Regions from separate parts of the Mus musculus genome. Here all the other regions are linked to region 1. Evidence: chromatin loops called from intact Hi-C (ENCODE). Cell type or tissue: heart. All regions are shown on one strand.

What was found. Peaks named below come from ENCODE experiments on the same cell type or tissue, not always from the same donor. Only the 100,000 strongest peaks of a DNase experiment are listed, where the experiment ranks them.
Region 2: a loop joins it to region 1, with 7 times the contacts of the local background. A loop is called at or near these places in 18 of 42 quality-filtered maps.
Region 3: it touches region 1 in a loop (3-fold over the local background); 2 of 42 quality-filtered maps call a loop at or near these places.

What each region holds. Positions count from the first base shown.
Region 1 is chr3:67,350,581-67,354,580 of GRCm38, reverse strand. All of the region lies in intron 8 of Rsrc1 (arginine/serine-rich coiled-coil 1), which reads right to left. Among named protein-coding and RNA genes, the nearest start is that of Mlf1, 22 kb to the left of the region's middle. In heart, a CTCF peak has its summit at 2,009 (motif pointing left); no DNase peak of the experiment used is centred here.
Region 2 is chr3:67,428,410-67,432,409 of GRCm38, reverse strand. It overlaps Gfm1 (G elongation factor, mitochondrial 1), which reads right to left and starts at 2,295. Exons shown (of 18, transcript NM_138591.2): 1 at 2,088-2,295; 2 at 608-760. The coding sequence starts at 2,171. In heart, CTCF peaks have their summits at 2,375 (motif pointing left) and 2,954 (motif pointing left); a DNase peak (open chromatin) is centred at 2,329; H3K4me3 peaks cover 1,510 bases; H3K27ac peaks cover 736 bases.
Region 3 is chr3:67,511,051-67,515,050 of GRCm38, reverse strand. All of the region lies in intron 1 of Rarres1 (retinoic acid receptor responder (tazarotene induced) 1), which reads left to right. Among named protein-coding and RNA genes, the nearest start is that of Gm40067, 2.2 kb to the left of the region's middle. In heart, a CTCF peak has its summit at 2,042 (motif pointing left); a DNase peak (open chromatin) is centred at 2,040; H3K4me3 peaks cover 372 bases; H3K27ac peaks cover 9 bases; H3K27me3 peaks cover 459 bases.

The sequences.
Region 1 (4,000 bases):
TCCTCGCATCATCCACTGGGTAGACTCTTTTAAGATTACTTAAAAGTATTTTGAAATAAAAGCTTTCTAAAAAGGTACATTGTATTCTGTAAGAATAAAGCTAAACTTCTTACTGCCCCCCACCCCAACTGCATGCCGTGTTTGCCATGGCCCATATACAGCACTATGTGCTGGAACACAAAGATGGGTAAATTACTGCTCTTGCCTTGAAGGGAGCAGCGGCATGCGCTGACTCAGGTCAACTTCAATCTTCTCTGACAGAGATGATGGCCTGAGGAGTGACTGATTAGCAGTAAGACAGCAGGAAGTGTATGGTATGAATTAGATAGGAATCTGAAGTTAAAATTAAAATATAATACAGAACAAATGACTAGGAGATCAATTCTCCTTGGTCATCTTTTTTCAACATCTATGGGCTCTATTTTATTTAATTTCTATTTTTTTTGACTTATATCTACTACTTAACACCTATTTTCTGAATGGAGCTCAAAACAAATATTACTATGGAAAATGTATAGAGGATGAGTTATGTATGCATAAATCAAATTTTTCTTAGATTATTTTGTTCTCAATTTGGAGACTTATCAATTTAATTGTCTCATTAAACATTGCTTGGTAAGCCCTAGAGACAAAGGGAGAACAAACTAGAGAAGACCCTGTGCTTACTGGAGAGTTTCGTTGTTGAGTGAATTAATAGATTATAAACAAATATATAACAATAACCACATAATTATTAACCACAGAATATACTCACAAGAAATAAATAATCCCAGGCCTCCTGCTTACACAACAAATGTTTGATAGACGCAACCATCCCTTCATCCCAAATAAACTAGTGCTTAATGGTATGATTCATTCACTATTTTAGGATTTTATTTGATTCAAACTGAATTCATTTCACACTAAAGGAAGCTGGTCTGCATACATAAGAGAGACTTCTACTCTTATAGACAAAATGACCCTGAAGGCTGTATGTATTTCTGGGAGATCATCAAAGAAAAGCAGAGCAGACAGTCTTACAAAGTGAAAAAAGTCTGTGCCACAACCTGCTTCCAAATGAAGGCTTGCTTATCAATACGAAACCTAATAACCAATTATAGTCATGTGAATCACAATGTTAATTTTTATATATATTAAAAAGTCATTACATTTTATTTGGCGTTTTTCTTATATTTTGGAGGCAACATCACCCCTCCCATGCCATCCAGGTTTCAAACATTTGTATATTTCTGATCTACTGAGCCTAGAAGGTATACAGCCCTAGTGATGAAGTTATAATACACATTTATGAACCTGAGTTAGAGGTAGACCCAATATTCTGTGTGAGGGAAAGTGGGACACGCAGTCCAACAAGACTCAAGAACTCAACATTCCGTAGTCCACGCTGCCTCATAAAGTCTACTTGCTGCCATAGAGCTTAGGTGGGGGACGCTGACCACAAGCTGAACTGCCTTAAAAAGATGTGGAGGAGCTGTGGTTTCTCCCTCTTCAGTTACTCTCACCGTGCATTTCCTGTGTGCTTCCACAGTGTGTGCAGTGTACAAGCATGGAGGCTGGGGGACATCTGTCCTGCTCTAGCATGCTCGCCTTATTCCCGTGACAGGATCTCTCACTGAACCTGGAGCTGGTCCAGGAGGACCCAGTAACTTGTGTGAGCTCCACAGCACACATGTGATTACACTTGGCTTCTTTCTGTCATGCCCCTCACCCCCTGTGCTGGTATACAAACACATATCTTTACCCTTGCAAGAAAGAGCTCTTGCCTACTAAGCCATTTCTTCAGCCCAACATTAAAAAAAAGTATAAACTAAAAAGGGTAAATTAATTTGCAAATATGCAAATTAAAATTATCAAAAGTTAGGATTGGAGCATGGAAGTTTAAAATTTTGTGGCTGTAGAATCAATAGATGCTTCTCAGTTAAGTGATGGAAAATGTAAGAGAAAAATTTGGCTCAACCATAGAAACATCTCAGCACAGGACCACAGGACTTCTGCCTTTGTGCAATACTGCCACCTGGTGGTCCAACTGGAAAATGACTTTCCTAATCCTTCAATTAACAGAAATGCCCATGCTGCACATGGTTGTTGTTATTTTTTCATTAATTGATTAATTTATTCACTTTATATCTTGAGTGCAGCCCTACCACTCCTCCAAGTCTCCCCTCACAAGCCATTCCCTTTATCACCGCCCCCCCGCCCCCCCCCCCCCCCCCCGCCCGTACCAACCCACACTGGCACACCAAGTCACTGCACACTGCAGGACTAGACACATCCTCTCCCACTGGGGCTAGACAAGGTGGCCCAGTTAGGGCAACGGAATCCACAGCAGGCAACAGAGTCAGGGGTAGCCCTGGCTGCAGTTGTGGGGACCTGCATGAAGACCCAGCTACACATCTGCTACATATGTGGCACAGGATTATTTACTCTGCTTTTGAACACTGGGGGGATTATCTGCCAGACACAACAGTCTTAAGGCTAAACACTTGGTGCCAAGTTGATGTGGGACAACATCTTAAAACAAGCTATATCATAGCTTCTAAAGATAAGGATGCATCAAGGATCTATGCAGCGTTCTAACTCCTTGGGTAAGGGTTCAGCGTTACACTAGCTAGATCAGCATGCATTGTAGGATACCCAGAGTGTCTAGCATGCCATTGCTATGAGGCATTTTCTTCCCGGTGACAGTTCTCCAGCTTAATCCGCGGAAAGCGGCAATTGAAAAGGCAGCTAAGCATGGACAGCCTTCTTAGAGAAGTAGCTTTGCACTAAGTGCACACCACTATCCAGAGGACGAAGATCTGGGGAGCTGGGCCCTGGTGATTCAGTCCTCAGCAGAGGTAATCGTTGCTATGCAGTGAGGATAGCCCATCATGTCTTCCCAGGACCTGGATGAAATAGTACTCAGGATAATTTACTTCTCTTTGCTAAGTAATCTCCTCATAAATAATTCATCTTCTTAGGCATCCCGAGTCCTTGCCTTACACTGCAGACACAGACATTTCAGACTAGACAGCTACGCCACTTTCTAAGCTAATACATTGTCCCCCATTTTATACTTCAGTGGAGGCTAAATTTATTCTTGTTAGTCCGTCATTGCTCTTCTGATCTTTCTGAAGCATAGTTAGCAACAGCAGTCACGTGCTGGATGGCTAAGACTTTACTGTGTACTCAGAGGTGGGTGCCATCTCCTGAGGCTCTAGCATATTCTCCTGTTAAGAACAACTAATCCTCACCAGGTACACTTTCATGAAAGAAAACGTGAGTTAGAAATAAATGTAAAGAGAAACAAACCTAGAACCAGATAGGAAAGTATTGTAGAACAAAGCCCAGACTGTAGAGTAAGTAGTATTTCCACAAAAAGAAATCACTCTTCGATTATAAGAACATCCAAAAAGAACAGAGAATTCAGAATGAAGTTCAGAAAATAAATACAGTTGACACCAAACCCTCAAACACATTTTTGTTTTTAGGTAAATGAATTTATAGTATGCAAGAATAAGATACTAAGAAAAAATGGACCTGTCTCCATCTCATAGCTGTGGCTTTCAGGAGGTGTGACGAACTAGTACAAGTTCAATACTATAAATACTGAGGCAACACAGGGGCTGTGGATCATCCAAGGCCTGTCTGTACCTGACAAACATCACACACTCAACTCATTCTTTGGAATATTCTATCTTTAAATGTATTAGGTGATTTAAAATTCCAAATCTCTATTACCACCAGAAGTTGTATAGTTAGTGCTTAATCGTTTTGACATATCAGGTTAGTAAACACGAAAAAGCTTTTGTTTGAAAGACAGAAAGCTCCTTGTACTCTTAGTGAGAATTTAAATTGGTACAGTATTTTTGGAGGGTAATTTTTGAAACATTAAATAATGTAAACGTGAACAAGTAGCTTCATCTTATTAAAAACATGTAATATCCAGAATATAACTAGTTATAAATTTGATACCAGAAAAATAAATGACTATCATTAGTATGCTATATAACCTTACCAC
Region 2 (4,000 bases), 78 kb before region 1:
AAAACTCTGATTTCCTTTAAGATGAAAGCTGTGTGTTTTGTTTTGACATGGACAGCACCTTTTGAGATTCACTTTCCATTTAACATTATAAACATGGATCCTTCATTGACATGCGTAAGACTGTTGTGACAGCTGTATAAGGGTCTGTCATGCCATCTCAGCATCAACCCAGGATGTTCACAGCCATCACTCACTTCTAGAGGGGTTGTGAATACACAGTCACATCTCAAGCCAGCTTGACCTCTCCTCTTTGTCCATCTGACTTTGGCTAAGGAGCCTCTGTGGCAGTGGTTCCCATCCTGTGGGTTGCAACCCCTCTGAGGTGGAACGACCCTTTCATAAGGGTTGCCCAAGAACATTGGAAAACACAGATATGTATATTACCATTCAGTTATGAAGTAGCAACAAATATAATTTTATGGTTGGTGGTCACCACAACATGAGGCTATGCTAAATGCTCGCAGCATTAGGAAAGTAGAGAACCACTGCCCTGCACCCGACCAGTTTTCATCCTAAAACAAGGTTTTCTGAAACTTATGAAACTATAACAACAGTAGAATTAAAATCGATTTCTGAATCGCTCTGGAATCAACCGCTAAGCACACACCTCGTGCATCGTGGCAATCCTGCCAGTGTAGTATAGCACCCGTTCTGTTAGCGTCGTCTTCCCAGAATCAATGTGAGCTGAGATCCCAATGTTCCGTATTTTTTCATTGGGAACTGGCCCTGACGAACACCATCGGCGGGTCTTCCAATCAGCCTGAGAAACAGTTTTAAAAGCTCAGTTTAGCACACCTATTATACGAGATCACAGTTAAAACCTGAACTACGGACTTGTTTTCTCATCCTCAAAGCAAGGTTCTCAACCTCCGTATTATCTAAGGAGCCCTGGATTTAATTCTGAATAATACTCATAAAAGAAGCACAACTACTGCTTCTAAATGTTAGTTTTAAACTTGAGACTTTTAAAGGTTCGTGTATATGTGTTTTGCTTGCATATATATCTCTGCACCACGTGCACGCCTGGTGCTGGAAAGGTCACATCGCCTAGAGCTGGAGTTATGGATGGTTCCGAACAAAGATGTGAGTTTTGGGCATTCAACTCTTCCTCTGGAAGAGCAGTCATGGGCTACGTTTTCACCCCTCCACTGTGTGGGTCCCAAGACTGACACTCAGGCTGTCACACTTGACAACTACCCTTATGGCTGGCTGATCCACACTGCTAACTTTTAAATACACACTACCATAATAGTCAGAGCTATACCTCTCAATGGCCACTTTAACAAGAGATACAAGTTTTAGATTGAATTGTACCTTAGGTTCTCTGTCTTCTCCCGTCCTGTAATTCACAGCTAGCAAGGGGCATATGGGTCTACCCAACTAACAGCCACAAGACAACTCCAAAAAGGTTTCCAATTTCATCTGAACGAAAACAAGGAAGTGCCTTTTGGGGTGGTGGTGTTCCTGTCAGCTTTACAGTGGGGGGTGGAGGGGGATGTATTTGTTGAATCAAAACAAAACTGCACACCCAAACGCTTGGCAAACACTTCTGGGTAGAGGGAAACTGGGCACATGTCAAAGAAGACAGCTGACAAGCGCTTGGATGGTTAAACCACAGGAACACTTGGTAGCAAAGCAAACGAGGTATCCATGACAGGTAAGAGGTCACATCTACCAACGGCTTCCCTGCTCTGAGTACCTCACTCCAAAGACTTACAAAGTTTAATCTATACACCTGACTGGGAAACTTGGCCAGAGAAGAGTACCGGGATGTTGAATAGAACCCACACGTTCAGAGAGCATCCAACCACACCCAGTAGTAAGAGGACCACTGGATAACGAGTCCGAAATCCGGGATTCGAGCCCCGGGGACACTAACTTTCATCTGACCTTCACTCGGGGCACTTCTCTTTAAGGTAGATCATCAGGAAGGGAGGGACCCCGGCGCAGAGCTGCGGGTCGCAAGGCCGAGCTGGCATGCGGATACCCAAGGGCTTACGGGGCTCGGGAAATCGCTGCTCAAGACCCCAGGTAAGGAAAGGTGTCGCCAACCTGCCCTGCTCTGGAAGGTTCTCTGGCACCAGTACCTGCTTCCCCTGCCAGCCCAGGACTGCAGGGACCCGAGGGAACGGTCCACGCCCCAGGGCTGCGGCGACCCGCAGCAGCCGCATGGCAAGCCTGGAACAGCCACTTCCAAGGCTCCTGCTCTGAGGTGATCGGTTGTGCTCAGCGCCGGCAGCAGAGCGGGAAGAGCTCAAAGTCACGCCGGCAACCGGAGCCGCAGGAGCACTTCCGGGAGGAAGGTCAGGAGGACGGCCAGAGGAAGACAAGGGAGAGGCACCTCTGTCTGAGCTCGACGTGGCGCGCGCCCTCTCCTGGTCAGGAGGAGAAAGCGTAGTTTATGCAGAGGATTGTCACAGGGAGGTGTCATTACTACGGAGGCAGGTACTCTGGTCCCTTTGTCTTTAAAGGAAAAAAATAAAAATTAAAAAACCATCTCTGTATAAAAAAAACAAAAACGTGCCGGGTATGGCGTCACACATGTCTAATAAGAACACTTCAGAGGCAGAACTAGGCGGATCTCTAATGAGTTCCAAGATAGCCTGGTCAGCAAAGAATTCTGGGCCAGACAGGACTAGACAGTGAGAACCTGTTTCAACAAAACAAAACAAAAGCTGCAGATTTTAAACATAGTTGTTTTACCTGCATGACAATGGGAAAACGTTTATAACAATTTAAATGGAAGGAGTACACAAAAATGTATTCATTACTACAGCATCAGAGAATCTGGGGGAGGGGCTGGAGATACGGCTCAGAGGTTAAGAGGTCTGCTCTTCCTGAGGTCCTGAGTTCAATTCCCAGCAAACGCATGGTGGCTCACAACCATCTGTAATGAGATCTGGTGCCCTCTTCTGGCCTGCAAGGTATACATGCAGGCAGAAAGCTGTATACATAATAAGTAAATCTTAAAAACAAATACTTCAAAGAGACTCTGGGGAAATGAGAGTAGATATATGTTGGATTACAAATAAAATTTTTCAAAACCTTCTTTATTGTTCATCAGTAATACTAGCTATGCATCTTCAAAACTGCACCCGTGGCGCTTCTGTCTGGGCTTCTTAAAGGCCTCAAAAACGTTGACATATCTAAAACAGAGCTTCTAGTCTTCCCCAAACCTCCTCATACAGTCTCCATCTTAGCAAAAGAATCTCCGTCCATCCAGTTGACCTAGCCAAAGATGGCAGTCACTTGCTGGCTCCTGTAATCTAAGCCTCTCAGCATATGCGAACCTCCCATTTCCTTCCACCTCTCCACAGGGCTATTTCTTCCTGGGGTTACTGTGATGAGAACCGGGTTGATTTCACGGCTTTTGTCTTTCCCGGTTTTTTTTTTTTTTTTTCAGTAAACTCACACACTGACTAAAAGGATCTTCTCAAGCCAGACCATATTCCCTCTCCGCAGAAAATGATCTCCTTACTTTAGTGTTGTTAGGCTGGAACCCGTGCTCATCACCCCCCGACACACCCCCCCCCCACACACCCCCCAGCTACAAAACCCTATGTGCCCTCCTTCCCCATCCTACCACACAGAAAAAGCTCCCTGACCCCTCAAAGGAAACTACAGCCTAACAGGTCATCATCTTCCTGATTCCCGCTACCCACCTGGGAGTGCCTGCCTGGGCGCTCAGCTTTTTTTTTTTTTTTTTTTTTTCTTTTTTCTTTTTTTTAACCTTATATGGGCATAATCCCATGTTTCATCACCACACGGCCCAAAACTATAAAACCTCCTTGCTTTATCCTGGGCGAATGACTTTACTGACCTCCACCTGATAGATTGGCCAACTCGCCAGACTGCTGCCTTTTAATAAGCCTGCCTTTATGTTGTTTTTTATAAACAGGTGGCAGTGATCAGGCAGGAAGGAGCAACTCAGCCGGCCGAGGTGAGGTGTTCCCGCTGAGGAAACAGCTTAGTATAAGAGGAAGTTTATTGGGGGAAAGGA
Region 3 (4,000 bases), 160 kb before region 1:
GTATTTCTGAGGCCAGAAATACTTAGCGTGTTTGAGAACCTAAGAAAAAAGGTCCCATGAATAACAGCCCCTGGTCGGGGTACCCAGTGTGGGTGTTGGCATGCGCACTGTGTACCCAGTCTACTCATGGCTTAGACTCTATGGCTCCTACCAAAGTAGGGGAGGTGTGTGTGTACAAAAGCTAAGCCAGCTCTCTACATCGCAGACACGTTTCTAGAGTTTCGTTGTTCATGGCAGGCCACCAGTGCAAGGCTTCGGGATAAAGTGGTAAAGGTTACTCAGGGGTCTGACCAGGGACCATTCAGTTCTGGTATCTTCTTAATCTAACTAGGGAGTGACAGGGCCGCCGTCTTCTGCATAACTGAAAGGGCGATCGAAACTTTTCAGCTCCTAGATCGCTTGCTGATTTCCGGACAGTGGCTGTAGATGTGTTGCTCTCTTCATTAAACAGATTTTTAAAGTTACACAACTGCGGAATCCCGAGGCAATGAGGCTCCCGGGGTGTTCCACAAAGCCACAGATCCGCAGCCTTGCATCTTCTGTAGAGTGGAGCATAAGATTTAAATTGGTGTGATGATAAAGACCATCCTCCGTGTAGCATCAGATGATGTGAATCACCTTCGTAACTCTCAGCCTTATTTCCTTATTTCTAGAAAAAGGCAAACTACTGTGAGTGTTAAATAAACAGCAACAGCAAAACAATCTTTACTGTCTCAGGGACAGTCTCTACTCCAGGCTCCATCCAGCCTTTACTAGTTCACCGGAGAAATGAAGTCACAACTTAAGATCTTGTCCTCTTCTTTGAGGAAAGAGGAGCCCTGATGACAACCTCCCTCGTTATTGGGGGGTGGGGGGGGGGAGAATTCTCTATTAAAACAAACAGACAAACAAACAAACAAACCCAGACGGACAAAGTTCACCAATTTTCAAATACCAGGGATTATTTTCTTTCAATCCAATATGATTTTTAAAAAAATCATAAAATAGAACTAGTGAGACAGTCGTTGGGTAAAGGTGCCTGCTGGCAAGCTTGTGAGTTTGATCCTCTGACCAGGAGGTGGATGAAGAGACCTGACTCCCCCAAGTTGTCCTTTGACTTCCACGTGCCTGCTACAGCATGCATGCACACACATAATAAATGTCATTTTTTTTTAAACTCCTAAAATACCTAGCATTTCTGGGCTTTTTCAGCTACCCCTTGGCATCCTTACAAAAGCAGCTAGCTCTCAACATCTGAAGGAGAGCTCACTCCTTTCGTGTCAGCAGGAGCTTGGGTGCTGTTCAGCATCTGTAGTGGTCACTTCAAGGTGACCCTAGCTCATCCCAAATGGTGGTGTATGCGCGTGAACACAGATAAACTTGGAACTCAAGGCTATGAGAAACAATGTTACATTTCCCCTTAACCTCGCTGATAATTTAACACTTATGTGACTGCAGGAGCCAAGGAAAAGAGGCCAGTGTGCCAGGAATCAAGTTCTTCCACAAATCCAGTGAAATTGTTTTCCTTCAAAGGTTACTAAAACTCCACCCTTAAAGACGATCAAGCAGGCCAGTGTTGAAGTGATAGACATCTGGCAAGGGCCTGCAAGGCTCTGTGAGAATGGAGAAACCAGGACTGGCTTCCTGGAATCTGAAGCAGGTGCTGCTGTTTCCTTTTTTTGTTTTGTTTTGTTTTGGTGTGTGTGTGTGTGTGTGTGTGTGTGTGTGTGTGTGTGTGTGTGTGTGTGTGTGTATTGTGTCTATACCCCAGGCACCTGTCCTACCACTGAGCTATATTCTTAGTTCTATGTAATGAAATAATGTGGGCTATAGACTATGTATTCACATGATAAAAGCAGAGAGTCGTGTTTCAGAAACATGTGCATAAACTCGGTCGTGATGAGGGACGCAGTTCTTGCTGTATATTTCGTCTTAAAACAAAACAAAACAAAACAAACAAAGCATGAAAGCCAGGCACCCAAATGACTCCAGCTCTAAGATTCCCTCGATTCTCTTTTTAGTGCTTCAGAGTCCTCATTCTAGAAACACTGTTGCCCTCTGGTGGTCAGATGCAGCCATCACTGCAGATTATGGTGTAAGAAAGAGCAAGGACCTGGTCTCAGTTCCTAATTGCAGAGGAGACTTTACAGCTGCCTGTGTTCTCTGCTATCCCTGCCTGCCTGATGTCACCTTGCTCCTGGCCATACACTACCTATTCATAATCAAAATTTTCAACTTTCCTGCTACCACACAGCACAGCCTCAGGACCACAGTGGGTGTGGGGAAGATTCCAGGCAGTAGTGGAAGTTCTTAGGTACTGGTTGTCCTGGATCAGGCCCAGGGTGCTTTTTCCATTACTAGAAATATTGCTTTCACTGAAATTTGGGGGATTTGAGCACAGTCTCCTGGGCATATACTTCCTAAGAAAGTCAACTCATTCTGGGATCAGCTGATTTGGGGGAATTGACAAACACCCATTTCTTATCCCAGACCAGACACAATGCAAACAGACAGGCAAGGTGTAGTGGGAGAAGGGCAATAAAAACCAGTGAGTATAAATGGGTCCTTTTATATTTATGGAGGGTCCTTTAACTAGAACTCCATGGGGTTTTCCTAGCAAGCAAGCATGTCCATAGCACATCATTTCAGTGTCAGTTATGGTTCCCTGCCAGCGGGGTGTGTGCTTGCAGAGGGTGGGATGCCCAACCCTCCAGCCTCCCTTTCCCCTTCCTCCACAATCCTGGCTCGCTCAAAACAGCAAGAGTTAAAGAGACAACTTCATCAATTCTTTCTGGAGCATTTAACTTGGATTTTGTGAGTGTGCTTGCTAGCTTGTTGTTGTTGTTGTTGTTGTTGTTGGTGGTGGTGGTGGTGGTGGTGGTGGTGGCAGTGGTTTGGTTTGCTTTTGTCATCTTTTGACCAAAAGGAAGTAAGAAGGAACCCCAACTGAGAACAATGTCTTCGTCAGATCCACCAATAGCTAAGTCTCTGGGGGTTGTTTTCTTGGTTAATGATTGATGTGGAAAGGTCCAGCCCCTGGGCAGGTGGTCTCAGGTTGTGTTTTTTTTTAAAAAAAAACAGTGGGTGCTGAGCAACCCATAGGGAGCCAGTAAAGCCCTGCGACCTTTGCTTGAGTTCCTGCCTCGGCTTCCCGCAGCGAGAGACTGCTCTGGGAAAGTGTAAACCAGAGAAATCCTTTCCTCCCCAAGTTGCTTTTGGTCATGGTCTCTAAGCAGTAGGAAGCAAATATGGCCAATGGCCTTGACACACTTGTATGCCTATTCTTCACCGCTCACCCAACATTAGATTTCTAACTAGGCAGTAAGTGAATGGCGAGTGGCTAGCCCGTAGGTATGTAGGCAAGCCATCAGGCCACCCTTGTCAGGCCAGGAGGTAGAGCAGTGGCTGTACTTCCAGGATTCAAAGTAGCATGGATCTGAAGCAGGAGCAAAATGTGTCCCCGGGGCCATACAGCGCCAAGTGCACATACTCCACTAAGAAAGAGCCTCACCACTTTTCCATCTGCGGAGCACTTTAGTCCAGTATCAGACACCTAATCACGGCTCCTCTTGAAGGCTTGCCTCCATTAATGTCAATAATTCAGGGTCAGTCTTAAGAATAGGAAAGCAGTGCATTATGTAGAACGCATTACATGGAAGCTAACACTGGGGACCTCAAGAGGCTGCGGTGCATACGCAGGAGGGAAGATAATACAAGAGGAAAGCGAAGGAGTGTTTTCTTTCACTGAAAGAAAGCTCTTTACCGCTTTTAGGACCTTCACAAGACAACAGCCAAATCAGAGGCACCCCTGTGTGGACCATGTTCACTTCAGACCTGCACCCTGCCTGGTGGGGGAGACACTGTAACACAGAGCAGAGAGGTAGCACACTCCTGCCCTGACATGACCATGCTTAGGCACAGTATAGTCTTTGCCCCATCATTCCAGCTCCCAGAGGGCAGAGTCTGGGTCTGCATTGAGTGTGGAACGTCAGCAGGGGTAAAAATTTTGCCTGGCTTTCTT